2 separate regions of the Mus musculus genome follow, and region 2 is linked to region 1. Evidence: chromatin loops called from intact Hi-C (ENCODE). Cell type or tissue: left cerebral cortex. All regions are shown on one strand. Each heading gives the region's core, and the rest is flanking DNA. Links, peaks and the distances in the headings are about the cores only.

The links. Peaks named below come from ENCODE experiments on the same cell type or tissue, not always from the same donor. Only the 100,000 strongest peaks of a DNase experiment are listed, where the experiment ranks them.
Region 2: a loop joins it to region 1, with 4 times the contacts of the local background. A loop is called at or near these places in 25 of 42 quality-filtered maps.

What each region holds. Positions count from the first base shown.
Region 1 is chr6:82,704,119-82,712,444 of GRCm38, forward strand. It overlaps Gm32425 (a long non-coding RNA gene), which reads left to right. Exons shown (of 3, transcript XR_377779.4): 3 at 2,009-2,165. Gm32534 (a long non-coding RNA gene) reads right to left here. Exons shown (of 3, transcript XR_377781.3): 3 at 6,663-7,060. Among named protein-coding and RNA genes, the nearest start is that of Gm32534, 6.6 kb to the right of the region's middle. In left cerebral cortex, for the core only: no CTCF peak of the experiment used is centred there; a DNase peak (open chromatin) is centred at 4,039.
Region 2 is chr6:81,960,728-81,969,053 of GRCm38, forward strand. Mrpl19 (mitochondrial ribosomal protein L19) reads right to left here and starts at 5,222. Exons shown (of 5, transcript NM_026490.2): 1 at 4,980-5,222; 2 at 3,512-3,630; 3 at 3,207-3,341; 4 at 1,589-1,770; 5 at 1-1,435. The coding sequence starts at 5,200. The coding sequence ends at 1,214. In left cerebral cortex, for the core only: no CTCF peak of the experiment used is centred there; a DNase peak (open chromatin) is centred at 5,235; H3K4me3 peaks cover 1,166 bases; H3K27ac peaks cover 582 bases.

The sequences.
Region 1 (8,326 bases), core at 209-8,208:
ATTCAGCAAGCACCTGAAATCCCCCAAAAGCCTCTCCATGCTAATGAGGCGTCTCAGTTCCTTATCCTTCAGCCAATGACCTTTGCCCACCCTCGATATTCCTACAACCTTCCCCAAAACTATACAACCCAAGAAAAGTTGATCTGTCTCCCTGAAGCTGATCCCGGAGATAAGTCTGCTATTTCTGTTGTACTCACAGGCTCTTCCAAACCTGCCTGTTGACTCTGCTTCCCCCAGGAGAAGGGAGACCCAGACACCCACTTTATTTATTTAATTTTGAGACAGGGTCCCTCTGTGTGTCCCTGGCTGGCCCACAACTCACTGTATAGACCAGGCTGAACTCATTCACAGAGATTCTCCTGCCTCTGCCTCTCGAGTGTCACCAATCCTGATTAATTTTTTTTGCCCTTGCTGTTTTTGAAGCAATGTCTTATGAAGCCGGGTGGACTTAGTCAGGGTTTCTATTGCTGCAACAAAACACCATGACCAAAAGCAAGTTGGGAAGGAACGGGTTTACTTGTCCTACACTTCCAGATCACAGTCCATCATTGGAGGAAGTCAGGACAGGAACTCAAGCAGGGCTGGAACCTGGAGGCAGGGGCCGATGCAGAAGCCTTGGAGGGGTGCTGCTTGCTGACTTGCTTCCCCAGGCTTCTGAAGCCTACCTTCTTATAGAACCCAGGACCACAAGCCACAAGATGGCATCCCCGGCAATGCGCTGGGCCCTCCCCTCATTGATCACTAATGAGAAAATGCCTTACAGCTGGATCTCATAGAGGCATTTACCCAACGAAGGCTCCTTCCTCTGATGACTCTGGCTTGTGTCAAGTTGGCACACAAAACCAGCCAATACCCAGGCTGTCCTGGAACTTAGTACGTAACTGCTAAGGCCTACTTTGAATTCCCAGTTCTCCTGCCTCCACTTCCCAAAAGCTGGAATGACAGGCACGCACCTCCACACTAGAACCATCCACTATTACTTTAATACTCTAAATGGGTCAGGAAATAAGAAACTATTAGCCCCGTCTTAGCAAGGGACAGTACAACCTAAGTCAGTCACTTACCTGCCAACTTTGGAACAGGCGGTCATCAAATTCCCACCAGACTCTACTCAGTTCGAGTCTGGTCAGCCAGGAGCCATGCAGGCGCCCTTTGCAGGACAAAGCAGAACCGCTCAGCAGTGAGGTGAACCTGACTAAAGGGAAGCCCGTATTGGTCAGCAGCCCCTGTGACTTGATGCAGAAAAGGCTGCTTCACTACTGTGGAGAGTGTTTTATTGTCTTGCAGTGCTGGAGAGCAAACAGGAAGTCCTCGCCATGCAGGGGGAGCACACTGCCATTGAGCTGTACTCTCCACCACCACCCCACCCCCTTTGTTTAAAGATAGTTTAAGACAGGAGTTGTGTTGAGGCTAGCTTTATTCACTCAGTAGCATAGGTAGACTAGGGGCTACAGGGCTGTGTCACTAGTCCCAGTTTGACAAGATTATTATTGAATTAATAAATTTTGGGACCTGAGAAATATCTGCACCTTCCATAATCCCCCTCCTACCCAGGATCACGGGGTCCTAGTGGGCCAAGGACGTTTCTTCTCATAACTCTGCTTGCTGGGAAAAAGAGCTGTGGTTCTCCATATATGCCCTGCACCTTGACCTGGATCACTGGAGGGCATGGTTTCCTTAGCTAGTCCCTTTCGGCTTTTCTCATGGCTGTGAGACCACCTGACAGAACTGGCTTAAGGATAGGAGAGTTTATCTGGGCTTGTGCTTGCAGGGCACCATCCACCGTGCTGAGAAGGCACAGTGACAGGAGTGTGAGGTGGCCATGTTGCATCTGCAGTAGGAAGCTGGGCAAGACGGATGCTGGTCCTCAGTTCGCTTCTTCCTTTTCATTCAGTTTGGAACCCCAGTCCGTGGAAGGATGCTGCCCACATGCAGCATAGGCCTTCCCTCCTTGGTTAGTTCTCTTTAGAAACTCTTTCCTAGACTTACCTGATGCTGTATCTCCTAGGTGACTTCCAAATCTACTCAGGCTGACAATCGAGATGAACCCTCAGGACGTCTCGTATTTATGAACATTCTTCTATCTACTGGATCATTCTCATAAACATGTGTGGCACGTGCTACAGTTTTGCCGTCCTACAATAAATAAATATCTGGGAAGATGACTCAGTTGGCAAAGTGGTTCAAGTTTGAGGACCTGAGTCCATAAAAAGGTGCACACAGTGGCACGTGCTCACAAACCCAGGACAGGGGTGGCACGGGCAGGAGGATCCCTCCAGTTCTCTGGCCAGCCAGTCTAGCTGAACTAGTGGACTCCATGATTATCAAAAAGCTGTCTCCAAATGTAAGGTGACTGTGGGACCCTGAAAGGTAGCATGGTTCCTGGTTGAGCTAAGGCTAGAAGCCCCGGAGACCCTGAAGGGACGGTAGGAGCTCTGCCTGCTCCCAGGCACAAGGCCCCTGTCACTAGACACAGCTCCCACACCCCAGATTTGTGGCCATCAGTCACGTAAGCCCCTCCACACATGGAGGACACGTAGGCTCAAGATAGAGATCGACATTCTAATGAGGTACCTAAAAGGCTGAAGGGCTTAGCTGATAAGCTTTCCTTCCAAGACATCCTTCCCTGCAAAAGGCATTTAATCTCAGGCCCACCCGGAGAAGTGGGGTACGACTTTACACAATCACTTTCTGCCATAACAATAAACGCCTTAAAACCATGGACTGCCTCTTTTCAACACAACCATCGGTGGGGAGCCACGGAGATGGCCTTCGCCTACAAAGCTTCTGTCTAATCTCCCGTAGAAAGCCTCTCTGTGTCCCAACCACAGCTGCCACCAAGCCAAGTTCAAGCCCTCTACTGTCCAGCCAAGGCCTCTTTCCCATGGCACCAGCTGGAGCTCCCCAAGGCCCCGGGCTAGATCCAGCCCTCGGGCCCCCACTTTGTTCTCAGCTTCCTCAGCATCCAGTGGCACCTGGATGGCCAAGAGCCTGAGGACCAGATGGCCACCACCCTCTTTACAGGCCTGGGGACTCACAAGCCAGCTCTGGCTGTCCCATACCTCAGACTGTGCTTTCCCAAACCCGGAGCAGTGCCCCAGGGCTTCCCTACAGCCCAACACCTATCTGAGCAGCCGTGCCCTGTGGCAGAGCGGACCCAAAAAGCATAGGACTCTTAATCCCAGGGTCAGGGGTTTGCCCCACGGTGCTGATGGAAAGAGACAGTAGCTGTGCTCCATCTGTGTTTCGGTAGCCCGCTAGCCAGTGCAAGAGGGGATCTAGCTTTTTGGCCCACAGAGACCTTGGTCTAGGGTTGGCAGTCAAAAGAAGCAGAGAGCTCGAGGCAGTGGCCATCTGCCATGCAGCTCTGTTAGCTGTGTAGTAGGCAAAGCTCCCACCGTCCTTCAAGGTCTCCAGGGCTTCTAGCCTTAGCGCAACTGGGGACTACACTCGTTTTCACGGTCCCACAGGTGACAGTATCTGAAAAGACAACCAACATCTCTGGCTTCCACATTCATTCATATGTACAGGTACCTACATACACATGCACGCTCGCTCACACACACACACACACACACACACACACACACACACACACCAGTAAATACCTCCTTGATGTGTTCTTCCCTCTCCCTGTCAGCTCCACAGCTCTCCTCAGAAGGGTTCTTTATCCAGACACTCTCTCTCCTCCCGAACCGTCTCAAGCACACTTTGATTTTATGCTCTCCATTCTGCCACAATTGCTCTCCACCTTCTCTTTGCATCACTACACTTAGGACCAAAACAAAGGCCAAGGACACACACACACCCAGAGGTGACCTATAGGCTTTGTTCTCTCCTGAGTTTCTTGCCTGATAGCTGCTGTGCCTACTTTGTGGTGTTCCCACCAACTCTCACACACTTCTTTTCTGCCTGCCCTCTCTGAACATCAAGCCGTCAATCCAGCATGTGCCTGTGTGCCTGGCCTCAGCCCATCATTCTGTTCTCTGTCACTGACAGCCTTAGCTGTGAGGATGGTGTTGGGAACCACGGGCCCACACTCCTGATGGCACCAGAATTGCCTTTCTGACCGCCAGTGAGAGGAGGTGAGGAATTTGCTGAGAAAGTGTGAGAGTTGCCCAAGAATGTGATTTTGTGTGAACTTGTCCTGGGCCAGCATGGACCTTACCAAGTGCCTTGTGCGGGTCCTTGAGCACCACACCCAGTGGGCCTTAACCTCATTTCCCTTGCTACTCCCAGAATGGCCATGAGGGCATCAAGGCTGTACCAATGTTTCAAATGCTAAAGAGACCACAGACAGCCTCTCTCCTCTGTCTTCCAGAGACCCCACTTCTCGGGGTTCTTCTCTGGACTACCTAAAACATTTCTGGTCCAGGTGACCAGTGATCTAACCCACACGCATGTCAAAGGCACCAGCTCTCAGCATGAGAACATCTGACCCTACAGCACTTGACATGGGAGCCACATTGTCCCGTGTGCCAGTGTAACCTCAGAGTGCCACTCTCTCTCCTCTCACTTCCTGGGGACACTCTCCCCTTTCTGCCTCTCACTTCCTGGAGACACTCTCCCCTTTCTTCCTCTCACTTCCTGGAGACACTCTCCCCTCTCTTCCTCTCACTTCCTGGAGACACTGTCCCCTCTCTTCCTCTCACTTCATGGGGACACTCTCCCCTCTCTTCCTCTCACTTCATGGGGACACTCTCCCCTTTCTGCTTCTCACTTCCTGGAGACACTGTCCCCTTCCTTCCTCTCACTTCCTGGAGACACTGTCCCCTCTCTTCCTCTTACTTCCTAGAGACACTGTCCCCTCTCTTCCTCTCACTTCCTAGAGACACTGTCCCCTCTCTTCCTCTCACTTCCTGGAGACACTGTCCCCTCCCTTCCTCTCACTTCCTGGAGACACTGTCCCCTCTCTTCCTCTCACTTCTTGGAGACACTCTCCCCTTCCTTCCTCTCACTTCCTGGAGACACTGTCCCCTTTCTTCCTCTCACTTCCTGGAGACACTGTCCCCTCTCTTCCTCTCACTTCCTGGAGACACTGTCCCCTCTCTTCCTCTCACTTCTTGGAGACACTCTCCCCTTCCTTCCTCTCACTTCCTGGAGACACTGTCCCCTTTCTTCCTCTCACTTCCTGGAGACACTGTCCCCTCTCTTCCTCTCACTTCCTAGAGACACTGTCCCCTCTCTTCCTCTCACTTCCTGGAGACACTCTCCCCTCTCTTCCTCTCACTTCCTGGAGACACTGTCCCCTCTCTTCCTCTCACTTCCTGGAGACACTGTCCCCTTTCTTCCTCTTACTTCCTGGAGACACTCTCCCCTCTCTTCCTCTCACTTCCTGGAGACACTGTCCCCTTTCTTCCTCTCACTTCCTGGAGACACTGTCCCCTCTCTTCCTCTCACTTCCTGGGGACACTCTCCCCTTTCTGCCTCTTCTTCCTCCCTTTTTCAGTTTTGAGGACCTTCACAGTTTAGTCTGTAATGTATAAAGTTCTCATTTCACACATATGTCAATTTTACATTTTCATACATGTAAATAGCATGTTTTGATCATGCTCACCCCATTATCCTCCTTCTTCTTATAACGGTCCTCGTTCTACTTTCATATCTGTTTTTAGACCCAGTGAGTTTCCTTAGGGTTGCTCACAGGACCATGGGCACCTAACCTACATCGCTGACAAAAATGCTTTTCCCTCTCACAGCAACAAGCTACCTGGAGGTCCCCAGGAAGGACCCCCTACCTCCCCGTGTGACACAGAGAAGTCCCATCTTGGTTGTCTGGGTTTTTGAGACAGAGTCTCAACCCAGGCTGCCCTCAAACTCACTGCATAGACAAGGATGATCATGTTGGCTTGCATGCTAAATGCCTCCCATAGTCTCCAATGTCTGAGGACTTGCTCCCCTACGGACAGCATTGTTTGGATGAGTTTAGGAAGTGCGGCCTTGATGGAGGAAGGATGGTGGGCTTTGAGTGTAAAGATCCTTGCCTACTTCTGGGCTGCTCTCTCTCTCTGCGTCTCTTGCTTGTAATTCAAGATCTGCACCCCACACCTCTGCTCCAGGGGCTGTGCCTGCTGCCTTGGGTGGAGCCTCCCTGCCATGATGGGCTCTCATCCCTCAGGAACTGTAAACCCTCATAAACTTTTCTCATGAAGTGTCCCCTAGCCTTGGATTTAGCTGAATGTGTCCCGTGGCTCCCTGGAGCCAAGCCCATCCTCCTCTAAGTCATCTGCAAGATGGTCTTTGGACTCTTGGTGGGGGTGTAGCTTCTTGTCGGGGGGAACTGTGTATGCTTGTCTCTGTCGAATGCAGGGTTCTTTCTGCTCCCCGCCTGAGCCCATCACCTCAGTAAGACTGCCAAACATCATGGTGGTGACCAGCAAACTGCATTCCCCTCCTCTCACTCATTGGCAGGGGTACCACAGTCAAGATAAATGTCTGATGTCAGCTGTTTCTCTCCCTTCTGCACAGTATGCATAGCAAAAGCAAAATAAATGTTTATTCTTTCCCTCTAAACCACTAGCCTATTTTCTGAATAATGAGCCCTACCCCTGTAATTCTGCAACAGAGGCTAATTACAAGATTAATTTTAATGTCATCAGAAACTCTTGGGATTCAACACATATGGTGATGACGTGGTCTCCTGTAATTTATCTTCATCCAGGACCAGATCCTGGCATCTTTAGCAGGCCAGGGACAGGGATTGAGGAGCTGCAGGCACCATAACCGTCTTTGATTGCTTCCTTGGCTGTGTGGGTGGGATACCAAGCAGACCATCTTCAGGTTCCTGCTTGAGTTCTCGTCCTGACTTTCTTCAGTGGTGACTGCAACCTGTACACTGCGATCAATCTTTCCACCTCAATGTGTCCAAGTGTGTTATCACACTAACAGATAGGAAGCCAGAATACCAGCTATTCCATAGTTTGCTTTGTGTCGTCTCCATCACTCCAGGATGCCCAGCAGAAGTGCGTCCACTTCATTGATACCCAGCAGAAGTGCATCCATTTTATTCACCAGAAGTCCTGAAGAGTTTCTCAGCCAAGATTTGCTGAACCAATGGGTGCTTTGGAGCAAAGACAGAGTAAGGATCAAGTAGAGAAGATAGGTGCTGGGTTTCCAACCCTGTAACAAACACTCATCTCACAGGTGATCAAGCCTATAGCACATAAACATGAACTGAAGATCTCCGAGGGAGAGAAAACTCACACCAAAGTTTAAAAAATTGTACAAAGCTGACTGACTGACTGACTGACTGACTGGATGAATGAATGAATAGAAAAAAAAAACCCTCTATGTTTTCAAACATAGTTGGAATGTCGCAGGTCTAGAGCTGAATTATCTTGGGATACATTTAATAAGCACGCATTGACCATTCTGTATCTGATCCTTGTGACCAGATAAGAGCCTTTGGAATAATGTAATAAGCTACTAACTTCTACCAACCCCAAACACTAAGAATGCCATCAGACAGCATCTGTAACCCATGCCAGAGAGCATCCCACTTTTCTAAAGCCCGCTGTTATGATTTGAATGTGAAATATACACACAACACACACACACACACACACATGTGTTTTAGCATTTGGCTTCCATCTGCTAGTGCATGTCTGTGGGGTCATCTCTGCTGTTAACTGATATAGGAGGGCCCAGTTCACTGTGGGCAGCACCATTCCCTAAGCACACAGTGCTGGACTGTATAAGAAAGCTAGCTGAGCCAGAGCCCATGAGCAAGCTGGCAAGCAGTGTTTCCCCACAGCTTCTGCCTTGAGTTCCTGCTTGAGCTCCTCCCCTGACCCCCCCGAAGCTGCTTCTGGTCAGGCTTTTGATCATAGCAACAGCAACAAAGTAACTAATACACTAGCCTACCTGGTATTTCTACCAATGTATTAGAAAACCACCTTGATGTATGACTTTCTTTACTCTAAACTATTAAAACTTCATGAAATACTTCCTCGTGGGAAAACATCATCTGGGGAAACCTGAATCTGTGTTCCTAGGCCATGGTCACTCTTATTTGGCTCAAGAATAAACCATCTCTTATTCCCTGTGACTTGAGAGCTGAGTCTTTACTCAACAAGCCTTTGGGGGCTTTATAGAGCCACACCACAGCAGGACTGGGCTTCTGAGGTGCTTTGTGGCGTTCCCAGGGAAGGCTGAGGGGAGGAGAGGTGTGTGATGAGATCAGGGAAGAAAATACAATAGACTGTGATGTGGCTCCTCGGGCAGAGCACGTGCCTAGTTGCACCAAACCCTGGGTTCAATCGCCAGCACCACATAACACAGACACAGTTATACATGCTTGTAATCCTGGAACTCCAGAGGTAGGGGC
Region 2 (8,326 bases), core at 242-8,241, 740 kb before region 1:
TGTAGCAAAACAGGACCCTTTTCTACCAGCTAATGAGCCTGTCAAAACTAGACATTTAACAATGGAGAGATTATCAGGTGGGTTGTGTTAGCTGGGGTTTCATTGCTGTGACGAGACACCACGACTAAGGCAACTCTCATAAGGGACAACATTGAATTAGGGCTGGCTTAACAGTATCAGAGCTTCAGTCCATTAACATCATGGAAGTGTCCAGGCAGACACACGGCTGAGAGTTCTGCATCTTGATCCAACTACAGCTAGGAGAGTCTGACGCTGACCACACTTGAACATGAGACCGCAAAGCCCACCCCCACCGTGACATACTTCATCCAACACGGCCACACTTCCTAACAGTACCACTCCATATGGGCCAAGCATATTCAAACTACCACCTGTGTCATAAGCAGCTGTAACTCCAGTTCCAGGCAGTCTGATACTTCCTGGTCTCTGGAACCATGTACACACATACAGGCCTGGGTGCTAGGAACTAAACGTAGGGCCTCTGCAAGAGTAGCAAGTGCTCTGAACTACTGAGCCACCTCTACAGCTCCTATTCTTACATTTTAACTTGCACACTGTTGTGTGTTTATGGTTTTTTCCCTACTCCTCTTGCTCAGATCCCAGTTCATCTTATTCTGGTGATGCTAACTTCACTGGCTATAGAAAGGGAATGACTGTCAGGTGATTGCTCTTTTGAGAGCAATAAACTGACATGCAGACTTTATGCTAGGTACCGAAAAGTGAGGAATGCTCATTTAATCACTATGTCCTTACAAAGCAAACTTAATGGCTTTCAAACCAAAGAGCTAATACATTAACCAAAGGCATTCTCAGAACAAGGGCTTAAAAGAAAGATACTTTTTTTTTTTTTTTTTTTTTTTTTTTTGGTTTGTCAAGACAGGGTTTCTCTGTATAGCCCTGGCTGTCCTGGACCTCACTTTGTAGACCAGGCTGGCCTCGAACTCAGAAATCCGCCTGCCTCTGCCTCCCGAGTGCTGGGATTAAAGGCATGCGCCACCACACCCGGCAGAAAGATACTTTTAAGTGTGTGTGTAATTGCAGTACACATACGCAAGGATGTGCAGTAGAAGCCAAAGGGCAACTTTTAGGAGTTGTTACTCGCCTTCCGCCCTGGGTTCCAGAGTCAAGTTCAGGGCATCAGGCCTGAGCCAACAGGCATGTTTACCTGTTGAGCCATTCACTAGTCCCAGGATCAAGACTTCTTCGATGCTTCTATTTCTTCCCACAATGCAGCTTCAATTTTTGAAGTGTCATATTCTCTCATCATATCAAACTCAATCCATGGCTTGTTCCACTTCTGGGCTTCCTTCATTTGCTCTTCAGTTAAAGCAAGGTCAAATCTGATTCCCTTAATGTTGAAGTTTGGACGTTCCCAGCGTTTGGACCACGGCTTTGGCTTCATTTTAACTTTCAGCTTAGCAAAACAAAAACAGGAATTGTGGGCTGGTGAGGTGCACACAAAAGTCTTCCCCCCACCCCCGCCCCCACCCCCGCCCCCTCCCCCGCCCCCAGGTCTTCTGCAGGCGCTTCTCTCTTACTTGCCCCTGAACAAATGCACAGCATCTACCTTGTTAACAGGCACTTCCTGGCAGGCCTCCTGTGGGACCGGCTTCATGTTCACGTCAAAGGTGCTGTACTCGGGAAGGGCGTCCCGTAAGTACAGCAGGTTGTCATCCAGCCGCTTCTCCAACTTCACCACCTGGATCTCCTGGATTCGAGGATTATACAGTTCAAAGCAAATCTCCACACCTAGAAAGGGAACAGGCTGCTTCAAGCCATGGACTCACCACATTAAGTCCAGACTCCCGCAATACTTTACCGTACAGTATAAAGAAGCTAGCAAGTGGGAACTGAGCAAACACATGTCATTTTTAAAAGATCAAGATTATCAAAGCAAAACAAACTAAATCCCATTTGAATTGAAAAGTGAGAAATTGAATGATGTGGTGTAAGACGTCTATAAATACATCACCCCCACCTCTTCAACATACATTACCCTGGGAAGAGAAAGCCTCGGCTGGAGAACTGTGTAGACCGGACTGGCCTGTGGGTATGTCTGTAGGGCCAATTGATATAAAGGGCCCAGTCCCTTGTGGGAGGTACCATCCCTGGGCAGGTGGTCCTAGGCTGGATGACGAGGTGGCTGACAGAGCCCACGAGTGAACCAGCAAGCAGCACTCTGCCATGTTTCTGTCTCTCTTGAAACTGACCTGAAGATGTGTAAGCTGAAATAAACTCGAACTGCACTGGCTACAGAAAGGCAATGAGTGTCAGGTGATTTCCCTTTTTAGAGCAATAAACGGACATGCAGACTCTCACCCTCCGAGTTGCTTTTGGACATAGTGTTTCATCATAACAACAAAGATTGCACTAGTATGCCAGGGAGAGGCCCTCCTGGCACAAACAGTAACGTGGTAAGCAAGCTGCCGTTATGAATGTGACCCTCCAAGATTCACCTTCAAGACCTGCTCTCATGGTAGCTCACTGGTCAGAACCCCAAAGTGCACCCAGAAGAATAAACACTCTTACTTGCCGTTTCAATTCTCCTTTCTAGAACTTTACCATTTGTTCTGCTGTGTCAGTCATGGCATGTGTGACTGCTTCTGACACCATAACCTGTCATAACAGGTTATAACATGTCACAACATAAAGTAGAGACCTTCATTTTAGGAGTCCCAGTGGACTTCGGGGTATTTGCTCAGAAAGGGGTGATCCTGCTAAATGTGACAGCTCACATCTCTAATCCTCTAATCCCTGTCCTCAGGAGGCCGAGATTTGAGGATATTTCAAGTTTGAAGTCAGTCAGCTCTATATAGCAAGTTCCTGGCCACCCATGGCCTATATGGACCATCCCGTTTTAAAAACACTACTAGCAAAAACAAAAGGAATCTCTCTTCACTGCTTTATACACTGTCTCCATACTTGAAAATAACCATGTTTGTTTAGGCAAGGTCTCACTATGTAGTTTCTGCCTCAGGACATCCCTATGCTAGGATAGCAGACATGTCACCATGCCCAGGCCAGTCTAGTCCTAATGGGTGTTGCCCTATAATAAAAGAAGCCCTCAAAAGAAACTAAACAATGCACGTTAAACAGTGAATACTAATCTGTATCCAAGGCAAAGCACACATTATCTCTTGGGGAAATCCCAGTTTCACTCTCTGGATGCTCAAGAAGAAACATACCTTGTCCTTCAATCGTGTTCCTGAGGGTGAAAGTAGCCCCGAGCCCATTCCCTGATCGCTTGATGCAAATCCCCAGGAACTGGCTGGTTTTTCCACTGGCATAGGGGTCGGCTGTGGTGACTCGAAGTATGCTTCCTACAGAGTCAGAAGAGAAGCAAGCTCTGACACAGATGCAGGAATGAACAAATAAGGTTTATATCTTAGTATGTCAGAAATAAATAACAGCAAAACCCAGACATCTGAACAATAATCTGAAGGCAATGAAAACTAGCGCCCAACACCTGCTGCCAGACACCGTTACTCACCAACATAGAACTCTGGAATCGGAAGCACCTTTCTCCTGTCTAGCATATCTTTTCTTTCTATCTTAAATTTCAGAGGGTTTGTTCTCCCCCTGGGAGGGATGAATTCAGGACTCAGGAACCTATAAAAAAATTAAAAATGAAAGGTGATTTAGGCCAGCATAAGAAAAACAATGGGTATAATGTAGATGTATTTTATTCTTTCAATATGGATTGCAATGTTATTTCTAAAACCATGGTTTCCAAAACCATTGTTAATGCTCACTCCTGAGAACGCACCAGGCATTGTGTTTAAATGGTTATCATACATCAAGTAGCCCTCAAGGTCTGGACCTTATTGTCCAAGAAGGCATTTGTGCTAAGGGTTTGTTTAGCTGTCATCCTGGGCAGCTACTGGGGCTTAGAAAGCCTTAAAGAGTTTCAGTCCGGTACAGGAAACATGTCACTGGGCATCTAACCTTGAAGGCAAGGCACAGACCCCGGCCCCTTTCTGTTTCTCCCTTTGCTTTTACCTAGCTAATGCTTCCTGCCACGCTATACTGTGTCACTGCAGGGCCCAAGTGACAGGGCCAGGACCAAGCAAAATTAACTACAACTGTCCAAACCCTGAGCCAAACGAATTTGTTCCCTTTAGGCTGGCTGTCTCTGGTGTTTGTCACCACACAGGCAAGCTGACCCATAGTAGCATAAATTAATCCTGAGACCAGTTAGATGTTTTATTGTCATCTTACTTAAAAAAAAAAAAAACAAAGCACAACTGGAGCGTAAAGGTGATGAACCGCTGACATAATTACTATTTGTTACAATTTTGTCACAGTTAATACGCTGCATTTCTCTCAGTCTGCAAATGAGCACAAGTCTCCCACTGAGCTATAAATATGGAGAAAATATATACAAATCACCAGCTGCAAACTGACTTTAAAAGAAATCTTCCACCGAGCATAGGGATTCCCACCTTTGATCCTAACATTTAGGAGGCAAAAGCAGGCAGATCTTTTTTGAGTTCAAGGCCAGCCTGATACACACCCACAAATTATTGTGTATTGTGGTTGGAGCGCCCAGCATAACATTCATGTGGGGATTTGAAGGCAAACTTTGGAGTACGGTCTCTCTTTTCTCTATGGGTTCTAGGCATGGATTTGGGTGTACAGGTTGCAACTTTCACAACCGAACCACCCTGCGGGTCCATACTGTTAAGCTTCTGAAGATGCATTTATGTAGGTAAGACGAAAAAGAGTGTGCTGGATCCACGTGCCTGAGCCGATCTGACCTCCCCAAACCCTTCCTCCTGGATAGAATCTGTTGGCCAAGGCTCACCGTGGTGGATTTTAGGACAAACTGAGGGAAGGGAGTCCAAGCCTGCGTCTTTCGTGATCTAGAGAGGGGCAGACCCGGAACCCGATTTCGTGCAGCCCAGCTATAAAGCGGGTATCAAAGTGTGCGCACTCCCACGCGGCCTCGGCCGCCTCACCTTCTCTCGTCTTCCGGGACTCGGCGCCGGTCCACGATGACAGGTTTCGGCGGTGGCTTGAACCCACCGGGCTCTGAAGGCCCGGTGCTCTGAAATCGGCTTGGGCCCGTGCAGACACGGCAGGCATCAGATGCGAAGGCAGCAAGCCGTGGCCTGGCCATTCGGACGCTCCGGGCCAGGTACAGGGACGCCCTACAACTTTCTGCCATGGAGGCCGCCATGTCTACACCCTCAATGAAGGACTACAACTCCCAGAAGTCAGTGCGATGGGGTGTGGCCGGACGGTGGCTCCTATGGGACTAAACTTGCTTCCCGGTGTACCGCCGCTTGTTTGAGGGAGTTATACCTGTAAATGTATATAATTTTCCTCTTCTCCATAATTTGCAAAGTTACACTTCTCTACAGGGTTAGCAAGTTTGTACATTTCACTAAGTACTGTGATCTCATTTGCATTTAGTGAGTGACTATGAAGTGCGTGGAGTGTGTGTGTGTGTGTGTGTGTGTGTGTGTGTGTGTGTGTGAGTGTGATTGCAGGTGCCCATGAAGGACATATGATCCCCTGGAGCTGGAGTTACAGGCAGTGGCAAGGGACCCTATGTGGATGCTGGAAATTGAACATGGGTCCTCTGAAAAATTACGTGTTCCTAACTGCAGAGCCACCCTCTCCAGCCTCCTCAGTTCCACCTTTTATTTGCTTGTGCCTACATGAAAAACACAACTGTCACCTAAAGGGCAAAAGAGATAGTTTATTCTAGAGTCAAGTATTAATGAGGGGCTCAGAACACAAGATTTAGGTCACCACAAATCCATGTTCCAATTACATGTAACAATTCCATGGCATTCCATAGTATCAGAGCAAGAAAGCCATTCCTTAAACACATTGGCAGGTACACCCATTTAGGAATGCTATATCAAAATGGAGATGTCTCTGCTGTATGCCTCAGTTGCGCTGATGGCCTTCTTAGCCTTCAGGTTGATGGAAGTGAGGCGGTTGCTGAATGTAGTCCCTTAATAATAACAAGGCCGTTGGTTCACAAGTAAGTTGGGAATAAATTACCATTTGAGGGACTAATGGGCCAAGATAGTTGGGCTCTGGATCTGCAGCACCACAATGCTTCAAGTCACTCACGTTTTAATTAGTTAATCAGTCTTGTAGAACGTTGCTTCTTTTAGGAAATTTTCGTTTGCCTCTTGTTTGATTATTGGTATTTAGTTCGTTGTTATGAATTCCGTGGGGAGCAATGAGTATCTTCTTTTGCTTAACTTCTGTCTTACTAACCAGCACTACCTGGCTCTCACAGGCTCCAAACAGAATAATAAATGCTAGCTGTTTTGTCAAAAGTTAGAGTCATCAGAGAGGAGAGTACCCCCAACTGAGAAAATGTCTCCATAAGATAGGTCTGTAGGTGGCCTGTAGGACATTTTTTTAAGTTAGTGATTGATGGGGGAGGGTCCAGCCCATTGTGGGTGGTGCCATCCCTGGACTGGTGTTTCTAGATTCTATAAGAAAGCAGGCTGAGCAAGCTATGAGGAGCAAGCCAGTAAGCAGCATTCCTTCATAGCCTCTGCATCAGCTCCTGCCTCCATGTTCCTTCCTTGTTTGAGTTTCTGTTCTGACTTCCATCAGTGAGATCCAGTGTTATGGAAGTGTAAATCAAATGCAACCTTTCTTCCTCAACTTGCTTTGGTCATGATATTTCATTTCATCAACAAAACCTTAACTAGGACAAAGCATAAAGAGAAAAGCCATCACTCTTAACAAATAGCCCCCACGGAGTCCTTGAGCTCACTGAGAACATTCCCTTTTCCAGAACTAAAACTGAGTTTGCCTCGGGCAGTTGGGAGGCATACAAGCTAAAAGGGGTCCATTTCAAACCTTCTTGAGTTGAGAGGGGCTTGGGAGACAGCTCCGTGTAAGAACACTTACAGCTCTTGTAGCAGTTCCCAGCACCCACACCAGGCGGCTCCCAGCTGTTTGTAGTTCCAGGTCCAGGGAAACTAATGTACACTGGGTGTCCTTGGGTAACAGGACATATGTCCTGCACATAGACTCCTGCAAGCACACACACACACACACACACACACACACACACAGAGAGAGAGAGACAGAGACAGAGACAGAGACAGAGACAGAGAGACAGAGAGAGAAATTGTTTGAAAAAAATTAAAGAATTTGAGATTTGAGGGCAGCTATTGCTGGAGGTGAGGCTTAGTGGTACAGCACATGTCTGACATGTACAAAGATTGTGGATTCGAGTACATCATCACCAATACCAAAAAGAAAAGGAAGGAAGGAAAGAAGGGAGGGAGGGAGGGCAGGCAGGCTGGCTGGCTGGCTAGCTGGCTCATACTCTCAGAGATGGCAAGTTGCTAGAACTATTTAATACATGTACGGTGTGATCATCAGTCTGGATTAACGCACCACTGCTACCTCGGAGTCAGCATGAACATACAGAACTCATCCATCTTAGGCACCTCCAGCTTCTCCAGCGTGGGCTGTTCCAGGGACCTCCGTGGTCATCCCCATAGCTCCAGCCCAACTCTCAGTGCCAGGACTGTTTCCTCCCGGCCTCTGGGCAAAGTGTTCTTAAAGCTAACCTAGAGCTGTCCAACAGCACACGAATCCTCGTGCTTCATCCTCTTCCTCTTTGACCCTGCTCCAGGCCTCCCTCCTCTTCTCTAGATCACTGCAGTTTACGACACCGGCCTGACATTGGTCATGCTGTATTTAGTTACCTCCAGCTCTCCTCACTGCAAACAGCAGCAGAAGAGAGAATTCAAAACTACTTACCTCAGGAACCAGCGAGACCGCTAAATGATTAAGAACACTGACTGTTCTTGCAGAGGACATAGGTTCAGCTCCCAGAACTGAATGTGGTGGCCTAACAGAGGGTCTGACATCCTCTTCTGGCTCCTTCCAACACATACACATAAATACATTTTAAAAGACCTTTATTTCATCGTTTCTTCCCATATTTCTGCCAACCAAATGCTGCCAGGCCACTTTACCCTCATTTTTGTATTAAAAGTTAGTTGTCGTTTTAATTATTGCACTAAACAACTTCATGGAGGAAAAAAATCAAAGAACACTTCTCACCCTGCCCACTACCCTAAACCTCTGCAGCCCAGCAACTGGGATTCCATTCACGGAGCCGCTGGACCCTGCCTTAGCCATTGCTTCTCTCCCGGCTCCCGGCTGGCTCCGCTCCTGGGTCTCTTTTGGTCCACTCATCCACATCTCTTTCCTCTTGAACCCCGACCCCTCCTCTCAGGGCCTGGTTCAGTCTGCTGACCTTGTTCAGCCTGGACTCTTCCAGATGCCTCTGACTGTGCTCTTCCTTGCATCT